5 separate regions of the Homo sapiens genome follow, and regions 2, 3, 4 and 5 are each linked to region 1. A link is a loop called in an ENCODE intact Hi-C map of the cell type or tissue named here. Cell type or tissue: heart right ventricle. All regions are shown on one strand. Region 1 overlaps CDC42EP3 (CDC42 effector protein 3). Region 2 holds the start of LINC03063 (long intergenic non-protein coding RNA 3063). Region 3 has its middle 70 kb from the start of QPCT. Region 4 overlaps LINC03063 (long intergenic non-protein coding RNA 3063). Region 5 has its middle 78 kb from the start of PIRAT1.

The links. Peaks named below come from ENCODE experiments on the same cell type or tissue, not always from the same donor. Only the 100,000 strongest peaks of a DNase experiment are listed, where the experiment ranks them.
Region 2: a loop joins it to region 1, with 1.9 times the contacts of the local background. A loop is called at or near these places in 9 of 110 quality-filtered maps.
Region 3: it touches region 1 in a loop (2.8-fold over the local background); 22 of 110 quality-filtered maps call a loop at or near these places.
Region 4: it touches region 1 in a loop (2.0-fold over the local background); 19 of 110 quality-filtered maps call a loop at or near these places.
Region 5: it touches region 1 in a loop (2.8-fold over the local background); 4 of 110 quality-filtered maps call a loop at or near these places.

What each region holds. Positions count from the first base shown.
Region 1 is chr2:37,646,761-37,651,760 of GRCh38, forward strand. CDC42EP3 (CDC42 effector protein 3) reads right to left here. Exons shown (of 2, transcript NM_006449.5): 2 at 1-62. Among named protein-coding and RNA genes, the nearest start is that of CDC42EP3, 22 kb to the right of the region's middle. In heart right ventricle, a CTCF peak has its summit at 2,078 (motif pointing left); DNase peaks (open chromatin) are centred at 1,811 and 2,091; H3K4me3 peaks cover 529 bases; H3K27ac peaks cover 5,000 bases.
Region 2 is chr2:37,562,167-37,567,166 of GRCh38, forward strand. It overlaps LINC03063 (long intergenic non-protein coding RNA 3063), which reads left to right and starts at 320. Exons shown (of 2, transcript NR_187223.1): 1 at 320-453. RefSeq lists a cis regulatory region at 105-463. In heart right ventricle, no CTCF peak of the experiment used is centred here; no DNase peak of the experiment used is centred here.
Region 3 is chr2:37,411,867-37,416,866 of GRCh38, forward strand. No RefSeq gene overlaps it. Among named protein-coding and RNA genes, the nearest start is that of QPCT, 70 kb to the left of the region's middle. RefSeq lists an enhancer at 4,861-5,000. In heart right ventricle, CTCF peaks have their summits at 2,740, 2,941 and 3,793 (motif pointing right); no DNase peak of the experiment used is centred here; H3K4me3 peaks cover 384 bases; H3K27ac peaks cover 1,443 bases.
Region 4 is chr2:37,572,341-37,577,340 of GRCh38, forward strand. The region is part of intron 1 of LINC03063 (long intergenic non-protein coding RNA 3063); the gene reads left to right. Among named protein-coding and RNA genes, the nearest start is that of LINC03063, 12 kb to the left of the region's middle. RefSeq lists an enhancer at 1,972-2,161. In heart right ventricle, no CTCF peak of the experiment used is centred here; no DNase peak of the experiment used is centred here.
Region 5 is chr2:37,795,011-37,800,010 of GRCh38, forward strand. No RefSeq gene overlaps it. Among named protein-coding and RNA genes, the nearest start is that of PIRAT1, 78 kb to the right of the region's middle. In heart right ventricle, no CTCF peak of the experiment used is centred here; no DNase peak of the experiment used is centred here; H3K27ac peaks cover 1,419 bases.

The DNA of each region.
Region 1 (5,000 bases):
CCAAGTGAGGCTTCCTAGAGAGCCAGTTACATCATCCAGTCTTGACCACAACCAGGACAAACCTGCAGAAGAAACCAAAGCAGGTTATAAGCTAAAGACCCTTTTGGGTGCCCTAGGGCCTCCCTTTTCACAAGAGCCTGTAAATAATGGCAGGGCCAGTTTCAACTAATGCTGAACTTATTGTTTCCCTCCAGTAAGTGGATAAAAATTTTCATCTTAGAGAAAACAGGAAAGAGAAAGACCTAAAAACCCCATATCTATGACACCAGTACTTTTTAGACATAGCCATGGGCACATCTTCTGGACATGTCTATGGTTTTAGTCATTTTCCTCTAAGAATTGCTGTAAGCATAGGATCAGTGATTTCAGCTCCTTAAATACAACTGGATTTGTTTTAAAATACATTTTCCTTTTGCTTTGATGTGCATACTAGCAACACTAATATTTCATTGTTGAGTTCCATATGTACATAAGTTAATGCAATAAAATGAACAGTCCTAAAGGAAAGGTGCTGGAATTATTTAATAAGTGACAATAACTATTATATGCTACTGTCCTAAAAATGTTAGTGGAATACATTCTTACAGATAAGAAAACGGAGATTCAGGATAAGCCCTTCCCCTAGAAAGTTACCTTTTCTCAATAACATATAGCCAGTAAATAAGAGAGCTAGAGTTGTAATCAGGTTGTGGCAAAGTATTGGGCTGTCGAGGATGTCAGGATTTGAAGTCATTCTGAGATGGGAGGAAATGAACAAAACTGCTTCACTTCAAAGAGAAAACATTGTGAATCTCTATTACAGGCTGGGCCTTCACTTGGGAACACTTCTGAAACATTACTGATAAGGCTATATCCTCCATGCAGTAGGCAGAATTCGAAGGGAGCCCCCATGATCTGCCTCCTGGTGTTAATGCCTTTGTGAGTAGAACCTGTGACTGGCTTCTAAACAAGGGAATGTGGCAAAGGCAATAGGTCCCTGATTAGGTTACATTATAGGAGATTTCATCTGAGCTGACAAGGGAGAAGACTCCCTGACTCCCTTTGCTGGCTGTGGAGAGGTGAGCAGTTACACTGTGCAAGGGCCTATGGAAATGAAATCTGCCAACAATGTTGGGGAGCTTGGAAGTAGATCTTTTCCCCAGTTGAGCCTCTGATGAGACCACCACCCTGACCCACACTGAATCATAACTCAGGGAGATGCTGGAACTCAGCCCTGCCCAGATTCCTGACCCACAGAACCTGTGAAATGGTAAATGTTGTAAGCCCTCAAGTTTGTGGTCGTTTGTTACCAGTGTAGAAAGCAACACATCCTCCCTGCACATACTATATGATAAGATTAGGAGGGATGAGCTACAAGGCATTGGGGTTGTAATGTGCTCTTTTGCCAATGAGATGCTCTTATCTCTTGAAAATAATCCTCCACCTCTGATGCTGACACAGAGAAGCTAAACCCTTTCCCACTGCAGGAACTTCCCAAATGGCTCTGCCATGACCTCTTCCCTCAGGCGCTCCTCCCACTGGCTGCAGAGCCTGCAAATAAATACTCCAAGGGCTGGGTGGGTTAGTTGGTGTTTTGAAGGGAGCCACATTTGCTTGTAGCAGCTGGAGGCTGTCTGCATCTGCCCCATATTTCTTTCCTTTCAGCAAGAGTTTTAAATTCATTTACCAGTGGCAGGTGACAAGAACTGTGCTCCACCACCCACTGGCTCAGTAACAGCTAACTCAATTTGGGAAGCAGCTAGCTCAGCGTGTCAGCATGCTGGCCAGCAACCCAGGCCGGAGAAGGCTGAGAACAATGCACTAGAGAGAGCCAGCCCCACTCGGGCTTTGGGTATGGGGAGGAGGCAGAGAAAGTACGAGGAGGTTTGCATTCATGCAGAGTGGGCTGACCATGGGGCTGCCAGCAATGACATGATCGTGGGTCCTGACACTCGTTCTCATAGTTTTAGCTCTAATTTGGGTCTTGTTGTGGTAACAAAAGTTGAAGCCCATGTTCTTCCTGTTAAAACATCAGAACTTCCTTCCTGTATGAGTGTACAATGCCTAGTCCTGGCCTCGGGCCCCCTGCTGTTCAGAGGTGGCCTCCCTGCCCTTTGGGCACAGTGTGGCTGACTGCCTGCAGGAGCAGCTGGGTGGCCTGAGGAACAGCTGCCCACAGGAGTGGTGTCCTCAGCACACACGGCCAGGAAGGCAGCTGCCATGGAAAGATACAGCGTGTCCACCACAACTCAAGGGCATGCCAGGGCTGCCTGGGGTCAGCTGATGGAGGCAGGGTTATGCAAGGCCAGGTCCCAGGGCAGGGGGTTCCAATTATTTAAAAAAAAAAAAAAAAATCGATCACTTAAGGCCTGGAGTTTGAGGTCAGCCTGGGCAACATAGCAAGACCCTGTCTCTATGAAAAAAAAATTAGCTGGGCATGGGGGCACCCGCCGGTAGTCCCAGCTACTCAGGAGGCTGAAGCAGGAGGACTGACTGAGTCCAGGAGTTTGAAACCAGCCTGGGCAACATAATGGGACCTCATCTCTACAAAAACTTTCTTAAAAAATTAGCTGAGAATGGTAGCACACACCTGCAGTCTTAGCTACTTGGGAGGCTGAGGTGGGAGGACTGGTTGAGCCCAGGAATTCAAGGCTGCGGAGAGCTATGATTGTACCACTGCACTACAGCCTAGCAAGGCCTTGTCTCAAAAAAAAAAAAAAAAAAAAAAAAAAAAAAAAAAAAATCCCATGAAAATGTAGCCAGAGAGCAGTTCCCTGCCACTCTGACTGGATCATTCACATACACCCTTGAATTAAACAAGGATTTGGGACAGTGAGGAGGAAGAGCAAAGGGGGAGAAAGTGTGTGCTGCTGAGGGTGCAGGGGAGGGAGGGCCCAGTCGGTAGGCTGGTGGGGGCTGGGCACCCACCAGGGAGCAAGATGCTCGTCAAGCCCCAGCCTTTGGTCAGTCCTTGCCCAGCCACAGGCACCAGCACCAGGGGCCTCCAACCAGAGGCTCACTCATCCTGCTTGAAGTGGGGCTTCATGTCGGTGGCATGGAGGCAAAGGTTGGAGGGAAGCAGCAAAGAAAAAGGCAAGAAAAGGGTTGGTGGGGAGGCTACCTAAGCTGTAGTGAGATTCTGGTGAGTAGGAGATACTGGAGAAGATACCTTCAGAGGCATTTTGCTTTCTTTCTACAAATATTTACATCATATTTACTGCATGATGGGGCATAGGCTTCTAGGACTATAGAAAAAAATAATTTGAATTGAATCTGAATTGCCAATCCTAACAGCTCCCAAATACCCTGAAAGTTAAGAATTTTGGGCAAAATGTCAGTTTTACAACTCTAGGTAAGTTGACGTTTGTGCTGCTGGGAAAGTATCTGGCAGCTCTGATCTAGTCCTTCTATTGCATCTGTTCTCTTCCTCCCCAGCTCAGGGGCAACCATGATTGATCCCAGGAGAGTCAATCCAACGCTGATAATCCAATGCCCATAATTTCTCGAACTGACCACTTCCTTCTCTCTCCTTTCTGAACATTCTGGGCTAAGTCCATGCAGCTTGATCAGTTTCCCCTTCTGCTTCCTGGGCTCACTGCTCTTTCAAAATCTTTGCCAATTACTTACTTAGGCAGAAACCTAATGGGATAGTTTCTTCCCTAGCAAGAAGTGGCTGCTCCTGGAGAGGGTATGAGCATCTCCTGGGTACCAGCAGCACTTGATACAAGTCGGTATTTGTTGAGGGCTTCTCTATGTACCGAGCATTGTTCCAACCCTTGACATGGACTAGCTGAGGAAGCCATGAGGCTGTTACTGTGACTATCCTCATTTTACAAATGGATCACTACTGACGAACTGATATCCAGCCACTCTGCCAAGGCTGCATGGCTACCAAGCACGAAGCCACATGGCTGGGCTCTGAGCTTTGAGGTCTTGACATGATATTTAATGAGCACCCTCCCTGGGAATTCTGTCTGCTCCCTAATTATGAAAGGGGTGCATTCCAAAGCCTGTTTAAAACACAAATGTGTGGCAATGTGCTGGGCTGATGAGGATGGGAAACAGGCCCTGCATACACTGACAGTTGAAGTATGAACAGGTCCAAACTCAGTAGAGGCAGTGGGGCAATATCTATCAAAACTGCAAATCATATGCCCTCTGACCTCAGATTGCACTTATAGGGATTTACCCAACTCACAGAGAAATAACAAGGCTGTTCAAACCAGCACAGTTTATAACAGTCAAGAGTTGGAAACAACCTAATTGTCCACCTATGGAGGACTGGTTCAGTTAAGCGTATCCTTCCAAATAAATACTACTCAGATCTAACAAAGGATGAAGAAGTGCTTAATATGCTCATCCGAGAAGAGCCCAAAGATGTACATCATCAAAGGAAAAAAAAAGAGGTGCAAATGCGTGTATTTATATTTGTACTGGCTTATCTATAGAGTATTTCTGGAAACACACAAGTAATAATAGTGACTGTCCACAGAGAGGGGAAGTAGATGGAAGGGGAACAGGGTGGCAAAGAAATTTCACTATCCTTTTATGATTTTGGATTTTCAAATCATGTTAATGAACTGGCTATTTTTTTTTAAATCACAAATATATAAATGTGTATGCAGGGCTCAGATTAGGCTTTCCTGGAGAGCCAATTTTATACATGGCTGTTAGGTCCTGAAAAGCCTACTATGAGTTACTGATCATAACACAAACATCAGGAAAATGTGTCTAAAAGCAGCATCTGCAATGGCAGTGTGTGGGTATATGAAGACTTCACAAAAGGCCTGAGCCACGTCTCCCCTGACCCTGGCTATGGGACAGATCACTTTTTGCTTCTGTGATCAGGCCTTCACCAAAGAGGCAGCATGGATCTGTACTTTGTAAAAGGGAAGAGATCTCAGAAGAGAAACATTTGTAGTCGGAAAGGAAAGTGAGAAAATTCAACAGGTGGGAGAGGATGCAGGAGGAGCTGCTGGCCAGGGCATGAGCGAGGAGGGAAGTGCAGGCAGGTGGAATCG
Region 2 (5,000 bases), 85 kb before region 1:
AAGACCCCCTGTGAATGCTTGAAACATGGATAGTACCCAACCCTGTATATGCTATGTTTTTTTCCTATACATACCTACCTATGATAAAGTTTAATTTATAAATTAGGCACAGAGATGAAAAACTAATAAAATACAACAATTATAACAGTATGCTACCATAATCACTCTTGTGCTTTGGGGCCATTATTGAGTAAAATAAGGGTTCCTCAAGACAAGCACTGCAGTACAGTGACAGTTGATCTGATAATCTAGATGGCTACAAAGTGACTAATGGGTGGGGAGGCAGACAGCACGGATCCCCTGAACAAAGGGATGATTCACATCCTTGGTGGGACGGAGCAGGAAGGCTGGAGATTTCATCAAGCTACTCACAGCAGCATGCCATTTAAAATTCATGAATTATTTATTTCTGGAATTTTCCGTTTAATATTTTTGGACCACAATTGACCTCAGGTAACTGAAACTATGGGTAAGGGGGCCTACTATATTATATTTGGGAGTTGCATTTCTGATCAAGGACTAAGCAGCAAATAAACCTAACAATCATACATATGACCTGTAGGTGTTATAGAGAAACAATTTTACTTTAGAGTAGATATATTTATAAAATAGAAATTCAACAGCTATAAAATTTCATTATAATTTAAAAGTCTTTTTTATTTTTTTGAGACAGAGTCTCACTTTGTAACCCAGGCTGGAGTGCAGTGGTACGATCTCAGCTCACTGCAACCTCCACCTCCCGGGTTCAAGTGATTCTCCTGCCTCAGCCTCCTGAGTACCTGGGATTACAGGCATGCGCCATCACAACCAGCTAACTTTTGTATTTTTAGTAGAGATGGGGTTTCACTATGTTGGCCGGGCTGTTCTCGAACTGCTGACCTCAAGTGATCCAGCCACCTCGGCCTCCCAAAGTGCTGGGATTACAGGTATGAGCCACCATGTCAGGACATAATTTAAAATAGTCTTATGCAATGCACACTGATTCTGTAAGAAACCCCAACTATGCTGTGTCATTAGTTTTACCTTCCATAAATAATAGAATTTTAGAAACTTGATTTTGTTGTTGTTGTTTCTTTTTGTTGTTTGCCTTCCTTTCCTGAGCTTTGAGGAGCTCTGGTGGAGAGCAGGGAATGGAGGTGGCAGGAGGGGAAATGAGTTGATGCCTTTTTTATCTTATGACAAATATTCCTGCTAGGTTCTAAAATCATTCAAACTACTCTCAAAATTGCATTTGTCTGTTTCAAGAAGTCATGGCATCCAAATAGTTGAAGACCTCTTTGAGTATTTTCATTCTGCACACTTGTAGGGCGGGGATTCTTGAGTTGGATTTGTCTGGTCCACTTTCTTAGCAGGTTTGTTTTCCTCTTTCTTCTTCCCATTAAACAACAGTGGGTTACATTTAAGGTAAAGAAATTGGATCACAGAGTGTCCGAGGGCTGTGGGAAGGAGGGAGATAGTGGCCTTTGCACGTCTGCTTTGAGGATAATTTTGTGTATTTTTCGAAAAACCGTTCCGTTTATTTTTTAGCACTAGGTGGTAAAGACTTAGTTCCCACAAGCCTCCCTGAGTTGGTTCCTAGTTCTGGCAGCAGTGGCCTCTCAGGAAGTTACTAGAAACTTCAAAACAGCCAAAAGAGAGTCCTGAGTGTTCTTCAGTGAAGTACTAGGTTTAATTTTCCATGGGTTGCCTATTTTAAAACTATGCAGACAAGATTAACTTGTGGATTTTTTCCAAAAGAAGCTGCAAAAAATTTCTGTCTCATGGAAGAATCATCCCTGAAAAGTTTCTTGCCTGGTAAGACATGGACCAGTTATTTTTTTTAAATAGATACCCAGATTCTCAAAATTTTTTTAAAAAATGAGTCCTAACATCTTACTGTTTACCTTATTAATTAGTAAGTTAAATAAAATATATGAGTATTCTTTTTATATTTGTCTGAGAGTCATGATTGCAGCAAAGGCAGGCAGGGAAACTGCATTGTCCATCTTCATGCTGGACCATGGCAGAAATTTAAAGCCAACAAAGCCAAATTAAAAGCTGAATTTAAAGCCAACATTGATATATAATTCACATACCATAAACTTTACCTGTCTTCAGTCTTTTAGGACTGGAAGTAGTTTTCAAATGATCGAAAAACATTCTAGGAAGAGAAAAACTAAGCTATTCGAGGGCAGTTTTGCTCAGTGTCTCAGGACGGTAACATCACCCCTAGGTTTCTGATGGTCGTTGGATTAAGGAAGGTGTTTGTGAATCTTTGTTTCCCATAAATGTCATCAGGGCTCTGCTTCACACAGGGGTTGTATCCAACCAGAGCATTCTGTTTTATTTGGTCTGAGTTTGCTGATGTTCTGTGACAACCAGCTCCGGATGTTTTATAAACAATTAACCTGACAGTTTGATGGATGAGGGTAACATTTGGGTATCATCTGCACTACAATGAAAGACAGATGATTATTTTTGACAGAAACGATCACCACTCACAATGTGGAAATGGTGAAGCCAGATCCCCGAGGCTCACACTGTCTATAGAATTAGGGCCAGATCAAAACCCACTTGAGAGTAGGCCCAATAGCCTGGGTGACGGACCCGATTTGGGCATTGGATGTGAGCTGCAAAGGCACACAATGTGTTTTAGAAAAGCCTATGTTTGCAGTTCCAAATGTGAGTGAAACAAAGAGAAAGAAAGGCAAGTCCAGCTCTGGCAACACTAAAATCAACAGGCCAGCATTGGCCCTGGGATTCATTTTAATTCACAACGTAGTTTTTAATGTTCTTTAAGTTTTGTGTCCTATTTTATTTCTTAATCAATTTTTAAAAATTGGCATATAATTCACATACCATAAACTTCATCTGTTAAAATGTACAATTCAGTGGTTTTTAGTATTTTCGTAGATATGTGCAACCATCACTCTCTTTCCAGAATATCCTTTCCATCACCCCAAAAGGAAAGCCTGTACTCATTAACAGTCATTTTCCCCCAAACCCTGGCAACATGAATCTACTTTCTATCTCTATGGGTTTGCCTATTCTGGAGTTTCATGTAAATGGAATTATCTAATATTGGTATTTTGTGTTTGGCTTAATTGACATAGAATAATGTTTTTGAGGTTCATCCATGTTGTCACGTGTATCAATATTTTATTCCTTTTTATGGCCAAATAATATTCCATCATATGGATAGACCCTATTTTGTTTATCCATTCATCAGCTGATGGACATTGGGCTTGTTTCTACTTTTTGGCTCTTATGAGTAATGCTGCTACAATTATTCATGCACAGGTTTTTGTGTGAGCATATGTTTTTCCATTCTCCTGGGTATATGCCTGGAAGAGAAATTGCAGTATAAATGGTAACTCTATGTTTAACTTTTGAAGGAACTATCCATTAGATTTTTAAATAAATCAGGTGAGTATCAGTGTGTCTTCTCATCTCTGTAAACAATCTGAATTCTTTGGGAAGAAGATGGTGATAGTAGAAAAATGTATAGACCAAGTGGTTTGTGGAATGCAGTGAGTGGGAACTGTCCCTGCAGGTGTCTGAGTCTATGACAGCAGCAGAGATACTGGTTTCTTTTTGGGAGGGAAGCATATCCATGTTGCAGCCAAGGAGCAGGCACATCTGCCACTAGCCAGTGGGGATGGGTGGGATGACTGATTTTTTCCTTTTTTTTTTTTTTTTTTGACGGAGTCTTGCTCTTTCAAACAGGCTAGGGTACAGTGGCACAATCTTGGCTCACTGCAACTTCCACCTCCCAGGTTCAAGCAATTCTCCTGCCTCAGCCTCCCAAGTAGCTGGGCTTACAGGCATGAGCCACCATGCCTGGTTAATTTTTGTATTTTTAGTAGAGATGGGTTTTACCATGTTGGCCAGGCTGGTCTCAAACCCTTGACCTCAGGTGATCTGCCCACCTTGGCCTCCCAAACTGCTAGGATTACAGGCGTGAGCCACTATGCCCAGTCAATATTCCCATTTTTTTAAATAAAACATCAGCCAATCCAGAGAAATACATTTTGTACCTACTATGTATGTTGCACACTGTGCGATTGCTCTGAAGGGTACTAAGAAGTATAACACAATGACCTTGGCTCTCTAGGACTGGATAGCTTAGTCCTGGGAACCAGATACACACGTCCTGCAAAAATGTCTTAACCAAATATCAAGTCGTATAGTATAGATTATAGGTTTTCTAGGGAACAGAGCATTCAGTGTGGGCTGTGAATATATGTGGGGGTCCCATATTCATAGTTTCCTCCAGGAAAGGGTAATGTGAAACTAAACTGGGTCTAATTGTACATATGTGATTCATCTTGGAATGGAAGAAGCATCTACTTTGCTTCCTTTTCCTCCCCCAGGCACTGTCTGTCCCCAAATTCATAAGACCAATGAACCCTGCTGGGACAACGATAGGATTTGTTTTGATCACATGGTAATTTTGAGCAAGAGGGCCTGGAAGACATATGGGCCTTGTTCCAATGTTCTATGAAGAGCAACGTGTCCCCTGGGCGAGTCACCCGACCTTCTAGACTCTGGCCATAGAAAAAAGTGGGCTTTTCTGGACACCAGATGCCTCCATGATTTGATTTCTTTTTGGTATATGACTCACATGGAATGATTTTAAAAATTGCTGTGGACCAAGTAGTGTTTCTGTCCTTTTCTGCAGCTGAATCTGGGCACATGAAGATGAAGCTGAATCAGTATTTTTTCTACACTTAATTCAATTCAGCACAGCAGGATCTGGATGAGGCAGGAAATGAGGAAGCAGAGGAACCCAGGGTGAATGTGAGAGACGAAAGTTCTGGTTCAGCTTAAAGTTAAACCAACACAAGGGTTAGATGGGGCATTGTGTAAATCAGCATTTTGTTTCTGAATCAGAGACAGAGACATTTTGGGTAACAGAGATAGGAGACATTTGAGCTGCTTAGGGGAGTTTTGTTCTAAGGTCATACTTGAATTTCTTAGAAATCAGAGTTCCTATCATTTTCCCAAAGAACACAGTGAGG
Region 3 (5,000 bases), 230 kb before region 1:
GGGATGTCTCACATGTAGGAGCCTGTGCCCTGCCAAGGGAGGCAGCTTGGAGATACTTGCTTCCAGGAAAGCACAGCCAGCCAAAGCAGCTGGGAGAGCTGAGCAAAACAAACCTCCACCTCTCCTCCTTCCGCACCGTGGAGAGGCAAAGCAGGGATGCAGGGAGGCAAAGGGAGTGGATGATACTCCTGCCCTTGGGATCCCTTGTAGGATAGGTCCTTTGGGTCAGGGATTAGGCCTGAGCTGGGTCAAAGGAAAGATCTTGAATTGGACATAAAGGTTGACGTTTTATACTAAACTAGATTAAACTTTTTAATATCTCAAAGAGATGGAAAAGCTGAAGAATGTGCCTAAGGTGTCATCAAGGGATAAAACATGGATAAAGGCAGTAAGTGGAGAAAAAAAAAAGAGTTTTAGGCTTGTGTTCCACTGGGTACAGAGCTTGTGGTTTTCTGGTTCCATCTGAGAGCGAGCGAGCTGCAAAGCACAGTTGACCTTGTGGTTGGAGGACCAGCTGTGACACTGTCTGTGTGGATCAATGACTCCTGTTGGACGTGAATGGGGTATCTCAGGGACACCAGCTGGGCTGTGTGAGGCCAGCTAAGAGCAGATGCCGCCCCTGTCCCTGCCTCTGCACCCCTCCTCTACCTTCAAACACTGCTTTGTCACTACGTAAGCTTCCTGTAGTTTAGATGACATTTGAAAGAAAAGGTGTGAAGGGACCGTGAATTGACAAAGATCTAGTTTCTACCATCTGGCATAATTAGGAAGTAATTTGAATTAGAAATTAAATTATTGTAGAGAAATAACATAAGTTTTATTCCTTGCACAGTTACCAGTGGATCACTTTTGAATACTTGTGCTTTCCGGGCACGTCGTATTCTCCAATAAGTTGTTGGTATAAATTTTTTCCACTCAAATAGCCATTAAAAGGGTTGAAAAACTACCTATTGGGTACAATGTTTGCTATTTGGGTAATGGGTACATTAGAAGCCCAATCTCTACCAGATGCAATATACCCATGTAATAAACAGGCACAGGTACCCCCGAATCTAAAATAAAATAAAATTAAACAAACAAACAAACAAACAAACACATAGCCATTATGGTTTACTAGATCTGCCCAATCCCTCTTGCTTCAAATCATTGGTCCTGGTAATTCAGCAAGGAATTGAAAACCCCAACACATTTTATTTTCTTATTTTTGACTATGAAATTAATATATGGCAATTAGAGAAATTTTTGAAAATTTAAAATACATAGAAAAAATTTTATCCAAGTATTACCACCTAGAGAATTCTACAGTTAATAGCGTCTTATATTTCTTGCCAGGATCCTGTCTTCGCATAGTTAACAAAGTTGTCATTATAGTGTATGTGCAGGTTTTTCCTCTGCTTTTTGAACTCTGTTATAGCATAAACACTTTCCATGTTATAGCAAGTTCTTTATAAACATTTCAATGGCTGCATAATAGTCTATCTTGTGAGTTTATGGTAATTTATATAATCACTTAGCTATCGTTGCTATCAAACAAAATTGCTAACACTGCCAAGGACATCTTTATGCAGTGTGGATGGGATAGAGACCGGAAGGCACTATATGGATCTTTGTTTAGAGACAGTGCCCTCTTAGGAAATACCACTTGCAGGGGGCCCCATGTTGTAGGCTAGTCTCTTAGCTCTTTCAGAGTTAATGTCTCACAGGGCTCTGAGCAAGCCTGGGAAGAGGTCTGGGGATGGAACATATAGGCTGAGGGCCTGTTATGTGCCTGACACACAGTTAGGCACTTCTGTGACTATTGTTGTGCATTCTTTACAACTGCCCTACAAAGTGGATAGCATCTCCATTTTGGAGGAGAATCCCGAGGCTTAGAAATATGAAACGACTTTCCCAAGGTCACAGTCAGGGAGTGGCAGGGTCTGGCTGATTCCACAGTCCAGGTCCTTCGCGTGGCCCTCATTTTATTCTGCAGGCTTTGGTACCTTGTGGGACACACTTAAAAGGCCAAGGAGTCCCCGGGTTTGGGGCGGTGTGGGGTAGATACAGCCCTGTCGGCTGCTGCTTTGTCTTGGGGCTGGAGATGGGGTGGATTAGGGCAGGAGACAGCAAAAGGGAAAACTAGCAAAACTAGAGATTTGCTAGTTAATGATGTTTTCTTGCAATTTTTTTTGGGGGGGGGCACGCAAAACATGTCTTGTGGCTCTTGTACTCAGAAGGCTGGAGGTAAGAGTTTGCTGGCTCTTGGCCAGGTGTGGTGGCTCACATGTATAATCCCAGCACTTTGGGAGGCCAAGGTAGGTGGATCACTTGAGGCCAGGAATTTGAGAAAAGCTTGGCCAACATGGCAAAACCCCATCTTTACTAAAAATACAAAAAATAGCCAGGCATGGTGGTACACGCCTGTAGTCCCAGCTACTTGGGAAGCTGAGGCATGAGAATTGCTCTAACCCAGGAGGTGGAGGCTGCAGTGAGCTGAGATCGTGCCATTGCACTCCAGCCTGGGCAATAAAGTGACTCTGCCAAAAAAAAAAAAAAAAAAAAAGTTCCCTGGCCCTCAATTTCCCTGAGACTTCTTTGGAGAGAAGTGAGACTTACTCTCTGTCCCTTTAATAGTGAAATGTCTTGGTGCGTTGGGCCCGGACTACCGTAGAAGTCTGAATAACTTCTCCACAGTTTCTTCCTTACTGGGTCAGTAACTCTGAATGGGCTTTCAGAGTTATTCTGAAAGATCACCACTAGGAGATGCACAAGATTCAAAGAAGTTAGAGCAGTGCTTGGTGATTTTTCTTTCACGTTTATCTGAGCTTTGCAGGTTTCTTTTGTTCTAAATTCATTGAGAATTGAGGGCGAAAATGTCAGTTTCTCAGATCCTATTAATTCTCCAAAGTGAAAAAAATCTACACTTGCCCGTAGTCACATCTAGTGAAACAGGCTGAAGGAACTGACAAACCAGATGCCATGTGTTAAGGATAATAATATGCGTAGCGCCTGATTCCTTTCAGGGAGATGTCAACACTGTTTTGTCACTTTGGTAGAGGACAGTGATGATGGCAGTGCAAATGGTTAACATTTATTGTGATTTCACTTCGCACCAGGTACCATGCTAATGCCTTTAGGTTCTCTTATCACATTTAACCCTCCTGTACACTGTCTCAATTCATGGACACAACAGTTTTGTTACCCTCATTTTGCAAGAAGAGGAAATTGAAGCATAGGGAGGTCGAGAAACTTATCCAAGTTTACCCACCTAGGAAGCAGCTGAGCTGCCATTTAGACTCAAGTTTCTCTGGCCCCAGAGCTGCTCACTTAACCAGTTAAGTATTCTGCTTCCTGGTTTTTATCCCAACTTGACAGATGAGGAGCCATTTGATAGAGGTCAGAGTAGTTAAGGAATTTGTTCTGGTTCTCAGCTGATTAGGGAAGAAGCTTAGACTAGGTGTCCCTTCTCCTGGTCAAGAGCGTTTCCCTTCTTTATCTTGCAGGCGCAGTGTCTGCTAGAGGCTACAAGAAAGAAAGAGGAAAGGTGGGGGCTCATTGGTGGGGCTGAGTCAAGGGGATAAGGGGATCTCAGCACAGAGGAAACAGTGGAAGGTTGCTGCGTGGCGGATTCTGCTACCACTGGGCCCTTGTGGGCTGCGGCCACCTTAAACCTGGCTTAGATCATGGGCTGATTGGATATGGCCTATCTCTGGACGCTGGGTAGAATAAGCTGAAGTGGATGGAGCAGCTTGAACAAAAACACTCTGCAACCCTCTTTGAGTCTTCCTGGCTTTGGAACTCCCTAGTCAGCTCTGTCAACACCGGGTGGCAGCCATCCCTTCCTGGAGGGGAGAGGTGCTTTGAGGTCCTTTCTTCCATCTTTGCTTAGCTCCATGACAGTGTTGGAACACAAAGCTGAATGATCTTACAATCTTTTCCTGTGCTTGTATGGATGTATGGGTTTGCTTTTTTTTTTTTCCCCTCTAGTCCAGATTTCTATCGCTTAGACACTGGTCTTCAAGAGAGGCTCACAGTTGTCACTCATGCAACCTTTATACTTATTCACACCCCACTCTATTCTTCTGACCATCAGCAGCTTCCTTTTCTTGGAGACTTCACCCTTGCAATGATCCAGGACTTCAAAGCTTGGCATGGCAGTGGAGGCCTTCTCCTGCTGTGGGTTAAGACACTGTCCCCAGGAGTCCCTTTGTGCAATACACAGTGCTGAACGACATGGAAGGATGGCACAGTTACCTCTCCAGAAGAGAGTGAGGCACCAGACCAGCTAGTTGAAATCCTTGGAAATTATGGATGAATGAATGTAATAGAATGTGATTTGATAGAGTGGAGAGGGTGGTTCTGGGAGGTGGAGGGGAACTCTTCGCAGCATTGCTATCCAAATGACATACTATAAATCAGGGGCCTCCAATCCTTGGACCATGAACTGATACTGATCTGTGGCCTGTTAGGAACTGGGCCACACAGCAGGAGGTGAGTGGCAGGTGAGTGAGGATTACCACCTGAGCTCCACTTCCTGTCAAATCAGTGGCGGCATTAGATTCTCACAGGAGGGGGAACCTTATCGTGAACTGCGCATGCGAGGGACCTAGATTGTGTGCTCTGTATGAGAATCCAATGCCTGATGATCTGAGATGGAACAGTTTCATCCCAAAACCATACCCACCCTCCCTTTGTGGAAAAATTGTCTTCTATAAAACCAGTCCCTGGGGCCGAAAAGGTTGGGGACCACTGCTATAAATGATGAATGAGAAAACCAGGCTTTAAGTCTTTCCCTCTCTCCCTTCCTTCTTTCTTCCTTTGTTTTTTTTTTTTCTTTTTCTTTTTCTGTTTTCTGACGGGCTTGTGAGCACACAGGTATGTGCTTCAGTGGCAGTCAACAGTTTTGCTGATTTCTTATTGTAACCTAGGCTAAAAAAATATTGGACAGTGAGTTGATAGTTGATAGTTGATTAAAAGTAATGGCAAAGACTGCAATTAATTTTGTACCAACCTAATAGAAT
Region 4 (5,000 bases), 74 kb before region 1:
CACATAAGATAAGTTTGAAAATGGTATATTTTACAGTTCAGACAAAAAGGAAAACCTTGGAATAGAGAATTAAGTGCTGGTTCTCTGGGATTCCAAGCCTCCTTTACTTCCTCTGAAATCCCATAGTACTTGATTTATGCCTCTTTATAACACTCATTTTTACCCTGTGTTATTTTTTATGTTTCAAAGACGTGCACTTGTTTTTTCTCTTATGGATGTTTTTGCTCAATGAAGGCAAGTACATGGTGGCTAAACCTTCCCAGACACACTGGCCTTCTTCCTGTTCCTCAGATTCACTAAACTCATACTCTAGTGTCTTTGCATTTGTGATTTTTCTCTATCCAGAATATGTTTTCCCAGATCTCCATGAAATTTTCTCCTTCACCTATTTTAGGGATCTTCTCAAATGTGACCTTATCTGATGAAATTTCCTAAACACCTTACATATATATAAAATGTAATTCCTATTCTCCTTACACACTCTGTCACACACACACACACACACACACACACACACGTCTATTCTGTTTTAGTTTTTCCATAGCACTTAACATCACTTGACATATTTTATATTTCATTATTTGTTTCACGTCCGTCTCATCCACTAGAATGTAAATTCCAGGGGCCAGAGACCTTTCTGTGTTGGTCACTGATCTATCCTGGACACCTGGAACAGCGTCTGACATGGAGTTACCACCCAGTCACTGGAAGTATTTGAGACTCAGTTCCTGTCCAGCCAAGACCTCCTATTAGATAAAAATAAGATCCCTCTTGCAGTGACTGACAGTTCAGCCATGTTTTCTCATTGTCTATAACGTCCAAACCAGTGTGCCAACACAAACCACCTCCTCTAGTACAGTCTGAATAGAATTGTAAAGAGAGAGCATGGGATTTGGAGATGGAAGATTTGGATTTCAGTCTTAACCGTCATATACTAGTGGGGTGCTTTTAGGCAAGTGACTTAATCTCTCCAAGCTTTAATTTCCCCACCTGTAAAAATGAGGTAATAATTGACCTGTCATATAAGGTTGCTATGAGGATTATCACAAGTAAAATGTGTGAAAAGCGGTTTGCAATTTGCAAAAGACCACGTTAGATGTGGCTTCTGGAAAATGAAGCAGTAGAGAAACAGGACTCTAAGTTGCCCTTAAGCCAATACTAGTACTTCTGGCAACTACCTAATTCCTCTGGAAATGGGGATAAGGATACCCCTTTCTGTTTGAAGGTGGAGAAGTGAATCAGATGATCTAACTGAAATTCCTTCCAGCTTTATGATTCATGATTTTATGTTTGTGATGAAATCAGTAAGAAAATATTGAGCACAGAAAGTATTTTTACTGATACTACAAGGTTTTCAAATGAGTAGTCCCCCTAAACAGTCTCTTTTAGCCCTGTAGAATCATCTGTTACCATATGTAATGGAAAGGCAACTTTATTTCAAGATTTATGCTAATTTCTGTTTCCTCATATTTATACTATGTGCCTTAGCCCCATAGATTCAGAAAATAAATTATATATCTATGGAATGCATTTGGCACTTAGCTTAAATTGCCTTTCCCACTAAACTATTTTTTGTTTATTACCATTGATATAAAATGCTTGAACGCTCAGAAGGCAGTGTGTTCAGAGGCAATGAACACTTAAAAAGGAGTTAAGAATTTAAGTTCTTGTCATGGTTCTGTCACTAGCCAGTTAAGCAGCCTCAGGCAAGTTGCCATCTCTCTGGGCCTCAGTTTCCATATGCATGAGTATGTGTGTGTACATATTACATATATATTTATATATGCTGTATGTAATGGGGAGGGGAGAAGTCACATGAAGTACCAACTGCAGACTCAGGAAGAGAACTGCCTTTGCTTCAGAACACACCTTATATGGGCATGTTTGGTTATGAAAATGAGACCTACTGACCATAGCTTGACTGGGCTAGGACTGAAACAAAAAGGAATATGTTTCTCTACGTTATAGAAGAAAAAGATACTGATGAGGTGACCCGGGAAGAGAGAGATGCTGGAGAAGGGGCTATGAGCAGGAGGAGACAGGGGAGCAAGGCCCAGTAAAAAATAACCAGAGGCTGGGACTCGAATGAAGAAATAAATAGACACCGAGAAGCTCTGAGTGATGGGAAAGCTCTGAGTGAGGGGATAAAGCAAGTGGGGAAAATGCTACACAGGAGGAATGTGAATAAAGAATAAATAGGGCTGGGTGCATTGGCTCGCACCTGCAATCCCAACACTTTGGGAAGGTGACGTGCAAGTGGGTCATTTGAGCCTGGGAGTTTGAGACTAGTCTGGACAAATGGTGAAACACTGACTCTACAAAAAATACAAAAATTAGCTGGATGTGGTGGCAAGTGCCTGTGGTCCCAGCTACTCTGGATGCTGAGGCAGGGGAATTGCTTGAACCCGGGAGACAGACGTTGCAGTGAGCCGAGATCACGCCATTGCACTCCAGCCTAGTGACAGAGCAAGACTCCGTCCCAAAACAGGGACAACTGATGTCTGGTGAGGAGACATTTTCCTGATGGACTGGGAGCACATCCACTGGACTAATAGATGTATTTGTGCTGGATTTGTGTTCTCTTCCTAACACACTTTGTCTCCCTCTTCTAGGCCCTGCTCTCTGCTAGATTTTCTCTTTCCTTAGTGTCCTCATGGCTATGCTTGGGGTGCCAAGTCCTTGGCTCTCCAGTTGCAATTGCAGTTGCTTTTTTTTTTTTTTTGAGACGGAGTCTTGATCTGTTACTAGGCTGGAGTGCAGTGGTGCAATCTCGGCTCACGACACCCTCGCCTCCCGGGTTCAAGCGATTCTCCTGCCTCAGCCTCCCAAGTAGCTGGGATTACAGGTATGTGCCACCACGCCCAGCTAATTTTTGTATTTTTAGTAGAGACAGGGTTTCAACATGTTGGCCAGGATGGTCTTGATCTCCTGACCTCGTGATCCACCCACCTCGGCCTCCCAGTGGAAATTGCATTTTTAAGAACAACTCTTTTCAGAGGAGCAGTGGATGACGTTGGTGCTCCCAGTCAGACCTCCCAGGATCTTTTTTCTTTTTGAGGTGGAGTCTCCCTCTGTCACCTAGGCTGGTGTGCAGTGGCGCCATCTCAGCTCACTGCAACCTCTGCCTCCTAGGTTCGAGTGATTCTCCTGCCTCAGCCTCCTGAGTAGCTGGGATTACAGGCACGCGCCACCACTCCTGGATGAGTTTTGTATTTTTAGTAGAGGTGGAGTTTCACCATGTTGGTCAGGCTGGTCTCGAACTCCTGACCTCGTGATCCACCTGTCTCGGCCTCCCAAAGTGTTGGGATTACAGACATAAGCCACTGTGCCCGGGTGATCTTTTTTTCTTTACCATTTTCGTGTACACTCATATACCCCTTTGCTGTGCATTTGCTTCTAACTCACGGCTTCTGAAGCTCTTTCGAGAACTGCTTTCAGGTTGCCAGGGCCTGTGCAGAGAGCCCCTCCAGCCACAGCACCTGGGCATTTATTCTCTCCACCCCGCTTGTGGCCTTGATGAATGGCCTACAAGTGAGGTAGGTATGAAAGCCCAGTGCTCTTGCTTTTCTTGCCTCTGGTACAAATTGGAGGCATAACTTACACTCCAGAGGTCCCCTGCAGGATCAGGCCAAGACTACCCTCTGTAGGACTTGCCTGCAACAACACCCTTGTTTGGCTTCCTCCCCTTCCTGCTGTCCTCCCTGACTTAAATTTTTATTTTAGGTTTGGGGGTACATGTGAAAGTTTGTTACATAGATAAATGGGTGTCACAGGGGTTTGTTGTACATACTATTTCATCACTCAGATATTAAGCTCAGTACCCAATAGTTATCTTTTCTGCTCCTCTCCCTCCTCCCACCCTCCCCTCTCAGGTAGACTCCAGTTTCTGTTGTTTCCTTCTTTGTGTTCTTATCATTTAGCTCCTGCTTGTAAGTGAGAACATGCAGTATTTGGTTTTCTGTTCCTGTGTTAGTTTGCTAAGGATGACAGGTTCCAGCTCCATCCATATTCCCACAGAAGACATGATCTTGTTCTTTTTTATGGCTGCATAATATTCCATCGTGTATATGTACCACATTTTCTTTATCCAGTCTGTCATTGATTGGCATTTAGGTTGCTTCCATGTCTTTGCTAGTGTGAAGAGTGCTGCAGTGAACATTTCTGTGCATGTGTCTTTATGGTGGAATGCTTTATATTCTTCTGGGTGTATACTCAGTAATGAGATTCCTGGGTCGAATGGCAGTCCTGAGAAGCAGTCTTAATAAATCACTTGCTCACAAACCCTGAATCCACATCTCAGGTAGCCCAACCTAAAATCACCCTCTATCTCCTGAAGTGGAGGCTTTTAACTCTTTTTAGGTCATAGATACCTTTAAGTATCTGATAAAAGGTCTCAGCAGTTTTCCTCTTTTTTAAAAATAAGTACTGCTAGTCACAGTGGCTCATGCGTGTAATTCTAGCACTTTGGGAGGCTGAGGCAGGAGGATCACTTGAGCCCAGGAGTTTAAGGCTGCAGTGAGCTATGATTGTGCCACTTCACTCCAGCCTGGGCAACACAGTGAGACCCTGTCTCAAAAAACAGCAACAAAAAAGTGAACATGCCTGTAATTGGTTTGCATTTGTTCTACAGTCTTGGAAATATAGGACAAGCCTCATCCTTGATTTTTGCCAATTGTCTCTGACTCAGCCTTCCACCCACCAGGTGGTTGAGAAATCCAAGGAGGGCCTTTCTTATTCTTCCTCACTCTTCACTTGGGATCATACAGGAAACCTGGTCCAGAAATGCTGGGAAGGGCAGCAGGATTTCGTTCCATACTCTCGGGATTTTGTTCTTCATTCAGGGGTACTGCTGATGATGTGTGGTTCTGCTCAGGGATCTGTGCTCAGGCCCTCAGACTGCAGCACTAGCGTTCAGACTCTCCAGGTGCATAGCAGGAAGCACACACTCAACTTAGATGAGGACTTAATACCTCTGCTGTACTCTGTGTGAGCCCCACCAC
Region 5 (5,000 bases), 150 kb after region 1:
TAGAAAATGAAGCACTTACCCCACCTCAATCAAACTGGACTTCAACTCCAAGTGGAGAATGTCAGGCAGATTTCAGCTATGGAAATGGAAAGGTTATGAGCTCCTAGATAATTTTGCTACTCAAAAAGCTAGGAGATGGCTTTTTCCCATTGGGATTTCTTTTGGTAGCATAGACTTGATGCCCAGGAGTGTAAATGATGATCAAAGACTTCAGGTGTTCAACCAACCCCTGATGTGCATGGCTCTAGGGTAAGGATCTATGGCAGATATTGGGGAACGGAGTAGGGTGCAAAACACGGCCCCTACCATGTTAAGGAGCAGATAGTAGTAGGTTTTGAAAATTCTGCTAGCTCCCATGGAGCTCTCCTTGGTTCTATGACTGTCTTCAGTCTTTTCTGATATCTCTGATCATGACAACCTCAGACTGTTTGAGTCTGCATCTTGCCTGGGCCTTGACTATTACCCTGAGCCCTACTGCCTCCAGACTACCTAACTGTTCAGAGTTTCTAGCTTGTTACTGCTATGACCCTCATTGGCTTAAGACTGTATTGCCTTAAGACTACCTGAAGTCATTATGCCCACGTGACCTAAGGGGTGGAAGTCCCATTATCCTCACAGGTGTAGAATGGGATCAGATCAAGTCCTCATACCATCCATATTAATGTGTAATTATCTACAGTGGCTCAGAAATCAGTGGCATTCTCTGAACACCTGTCATGCATGTCTTGAGATGTTTTTATAATTACAGGGAAAGTAGGTCCATCCTATGTAAATTAATAGAAAACCAACTTCCAAGTGCACAATGACTTACAGTCTTAATGCAGAAAAAAATACTGCATCTTAATGCAGAACAAAATATTCAAAAATGTATTATAGTTCATTGTCAAAGCTTACCCTTTGTTTCCCTGTTCTGAGAGGGGTAATAGGAATTCTGTTATGTTTTCTTTATTCTTTTCCTTTTCAGCCCATGGTTTTTATATTTTAGCTACAAATCATCCCATTGGTAAAAGAGGCTCTATTATGAACCACATGCTTCGTCAAAAGTAAACCTCACATTCTTTTCTAATTGTTGCACCCTGACAGGGCGGGGAAGATAGTTTTGTTTTCATAGTGAAGTCACAGATATAAATCTCCCAGGGATTAAGGCCCTTGCAGCAATCCAGCATGCTCACATCATCATGAGGGGTGCTTCAGGTTCATTTCTTTCTGGGAAGGAGAGACAGAGAGAGAGAGAAAGATGGGGTGTGGAGAGATTTCTTTTAGAAGAGTCAAATTCTGGAGGAGAGCAGAACATTTGTCAGCCCCCAGCTCAATGTTGACCACTCCACTGGGGGCCAAAAGTTACAGGTCTTAACCTAACCTTGCATCTAAACTAGGCAAACTTCTTCGATTTTTTTTTCTTTTGTTCTCCTTAGAATCTAATCATGGTATTTCCTCCTTCTCCCTCTCCCTGTCTCCTGTGCTTAATTTGTTTGGTTGTTTGTTTTAACCTGCAGTCTACAGTGATAGGGAAGAAAGAGCGCTGACCTTGGAGTTAGAAAGAGTCAGGTTCAAATCCTTTTTCCTCTGCTTTCTAGCTCTGTACTCTTTGGTGCTTGTGCTGAGCCTGTTTCAACAGCTGTTGCAGAGGAATCGTAATTTTACAAGATTATTGGGGGAACCAAATGACATAACATAAATAGGTGTCTGGCACAGAGGCCCTGAATAAAATCCACCAGTTTCCGCTGCCCTGACTAAATGGTCTCCTGAAACAGGACTCACAACCAGCAGTCCACTCCAAGAGCTCACCTCCCCAGAGCGAGGATAGTTGATTTGGAAACAGAAGTCAGCTGCCATGATCAGCTATGAAGGTCCAAGCTTAAGATGAAAACTCCTCAGCTTGATTGCAAAAATCAGCCACCATGTACCTCTCAACTGAATCCAAGCTGAAGGCTTCTGCAGAAGTGAAAGAATCCATTTGTTCTTCCCTTGCTCCTCTCCCTGTATTTGCAGGGCCTGACATTGTCCCAGGGAAATTAAATTAGGAAAATCAGTTTACATGAGTGATTACTTTTCTCAAAATATTTTCCTTTAGCCTACTGAACCACCATACTCTCTCTATCCCTATTCCTCCCTCCCTCTACACTTCAGCCTCTTCACTTCCTGCCAAAATCATTGTTGCTAAAAACAATCACGTTTAAAATGGCCTAAAGGATTCTTAAATGAGATGAACTGCTTGCATCATTCAAACGAAGACTAGAAATCCCAAGAACACCCTTTGCGGTGATGAATCATGTGGAAACTCCTCAGCCTGTGGTTCCAGGGCTCCCTCATTTGGCCCTCACTCAGTTTCCATCTTCAGATTTAGCTGGGTTCTGGAGTGAACCTTGTCCCAAGGAGGTTGGCCTCCCCAGCTCTCCCTCCTTGCCCTTACTCCTCCCTCTCAGGCCCAGTTTGAATTTCTCCTCTTTGACTTTCCACATAAAATTCCCACCCATCCCTCCAGGCCCATCACAAGCTCTCTCCACCGCCCCACCTTCCGGCGGCACATACACGCTTCAGATTCAGAGGGGTTTAGGTTCAAACCCCCTCTCTGCTACTTATTAGTTAATGAAACTTTGAGCAACTCACTCACACTTTCCTTGTCTCAGATTTCACATCTGCAAAGTGGGGATAACAACACCTCACCGTGTTGTTGGAAAGATTAAATGAGAGACTGTAGAGCACAGAGGCTGTAAGTAGTAATCAATAAATAAGGGCCATTATTATTATCCTCTCAAAATATCTGCCACACCTCTAACTTATTTGTCAGCTAATGGCAGTGCTCCACCACTTGGCCATAATAATATTTTGTTCATGACCAACTGTGGAGATTTTGTGAAAACTTTTATCTTGGAAGAATTTCTCATTGAGGAATATGTAAACCTTATGAGAAAAATTGGATTAGGAAAGCTGAGGTCACGCATAAATCTATAAAATTCATGGCAAATAAGATTATATTCATTAAAGTCAGTAAAGGCAGAATATTAAACAATGAGACTATAGTAATATTTTATGCATATCGAGTTAGTGATGATTGATTTCCATTCACCGTTTCCTGCTTACCAGAAACTTTTCTGGGACTCTTTGGCTATGCAGTGTTAAAATGATGCCTATATATTCAGTTTGTTCTGTAACAGATAATGCCGACTTGAAGAGGCACCCTGTCTGTGCCTGTTTCTCCACCCAAACATTTCATGCATTTTTGACTTGATGGTTTGGAGCTATTGATTCCAGGTATGCCTTCCAATTATTCTTCCCCCAGTCTGTTTTACACCATCTCAGCACCCTTGAAGAAACTGACCCATGCCTGCCTACTGACCATGGGGGACCAGAATTATCCTTCCTCCCTTCCATCTTTCTTTTCCCTGCTTCCTCAAACAAAGAGCACCCAGTGTTTGGAGGAAGAGTGAAGCCAGTTTTCACTGAAGGGCTTCTGTCTTGTTCTCAAAGCTTACCCAACCAAAGAGAGGAAATCAAGCATTGTGGGCCCACTCTAGTTCCTCTTTCCTTTACAATGCACAAAAGGTGAGACCTCACTGCCCAGGCCCTTTAGGGTGTTCCTTGAGGACATGCCCTTTCTTCTTCACCCACCCTTCTTTCTCTTCCCCTCCTTCCACCCTCTGCCTTTTTCCCCATGTCCCCCTTTGCCATTTTAATGCCTCTACTTTCCCCATTTTTTTCCAGGGAACATTTTCCTTCCTATAAAAATAATTTGACTCCAGGCCCTAAGATTCTTCTAGTGATTGGGCAGTTTTGGCTGTGTCAGGCATTCTCAGGATGCCTCTGGCTTTCCTCCCCACTGACTGCAGACTCCTGGGAGGAGAGGGAGAAGAGGGGTCTAGGCTTCTCAATGGGGAAAAGGTATGGGAACTTCTTCTCTTAACTGAGATTTCTTCTCCCAAATTCCTGAAATTAAACACACCTCACCTTAGGGATTTGTTTATCTTCAAAGACTCCCAGTTGGGTTCAATTTTTTATACTTCTAGTAACATAACATAGCTGTTTCTCATGAGAACCTATGGCCCTGACATTGTGCCATTACAAAGGTTTCTTTTAAAAGGTGAACATACAAGGTGCCATGCTTAGATTGCTTCTCCCTAAACAGTAGGTTTTTACAAATATTTTTTCTATATCCTCTATTTTTTTCTATAACTACAGAGGTACAGAAAGGTGGCAAGGGGGAAAAAAGCCTCAGTTTACCCTGCTATGCTTACAACCCTAACAAACCTAACTACTACATTCCCTATTAGAAGCTAAATCTTGGAACTGCTCAAAAGAAACATGGAAATGAAAGTGAATTCATATAGGCCAAGATATCTCATTAGGGAAGAAAAAAGGCTATTGATAATGTAATAATCTCTATTTTTTTTATTTTTATTTATTTTATTTTTTTTTTTTTTGGAGCTGGAGTTGTGTTCTTGTCATCCAGGCTGGAGTGCAATGGTGCAATCTTGGCTCACTGCAACCTCCGCCTCCTGGGTTCAAGCGATTCTCCTGCCTCAGCCTCCTGAGTAGCTGGGATTACAAGCACTGCCACCATGCCCAGCTAATTTTTGTATTTTTAGTAGAGACGGGGTTTCGCCACATTGGCCAGGCTAGTCTCAAACTCCTGATCTCAGGTGATCCACCCACCTTGGCCTCCCAAAGTGCTGGGATTACAGGTGTGAGCCACCGCTCCTGGCCTCTAATTTTATTTATCTAACAAAGGATACTTTACTGTATTAGGATACTTGGCTATTGAATATAATGCTGTCCTATTCCATATATATTTCCCAAATATCTATTTGTGTGTATGTGTGTGTGTGTGTGTGTGTGTGTGTGTGTCTGTGTGTATCTCCATATAAAATTGTTCTATATATATTTTCCTTCTACTCCTAGATGACAAAGTTCTTATGGGCAGGGACCAGATCTTACATTTCTTTTGTACCTCCATGGGCCACTTCCCTTCAAAAAAGTATTTTTTGAGAGCGGATTCTGCA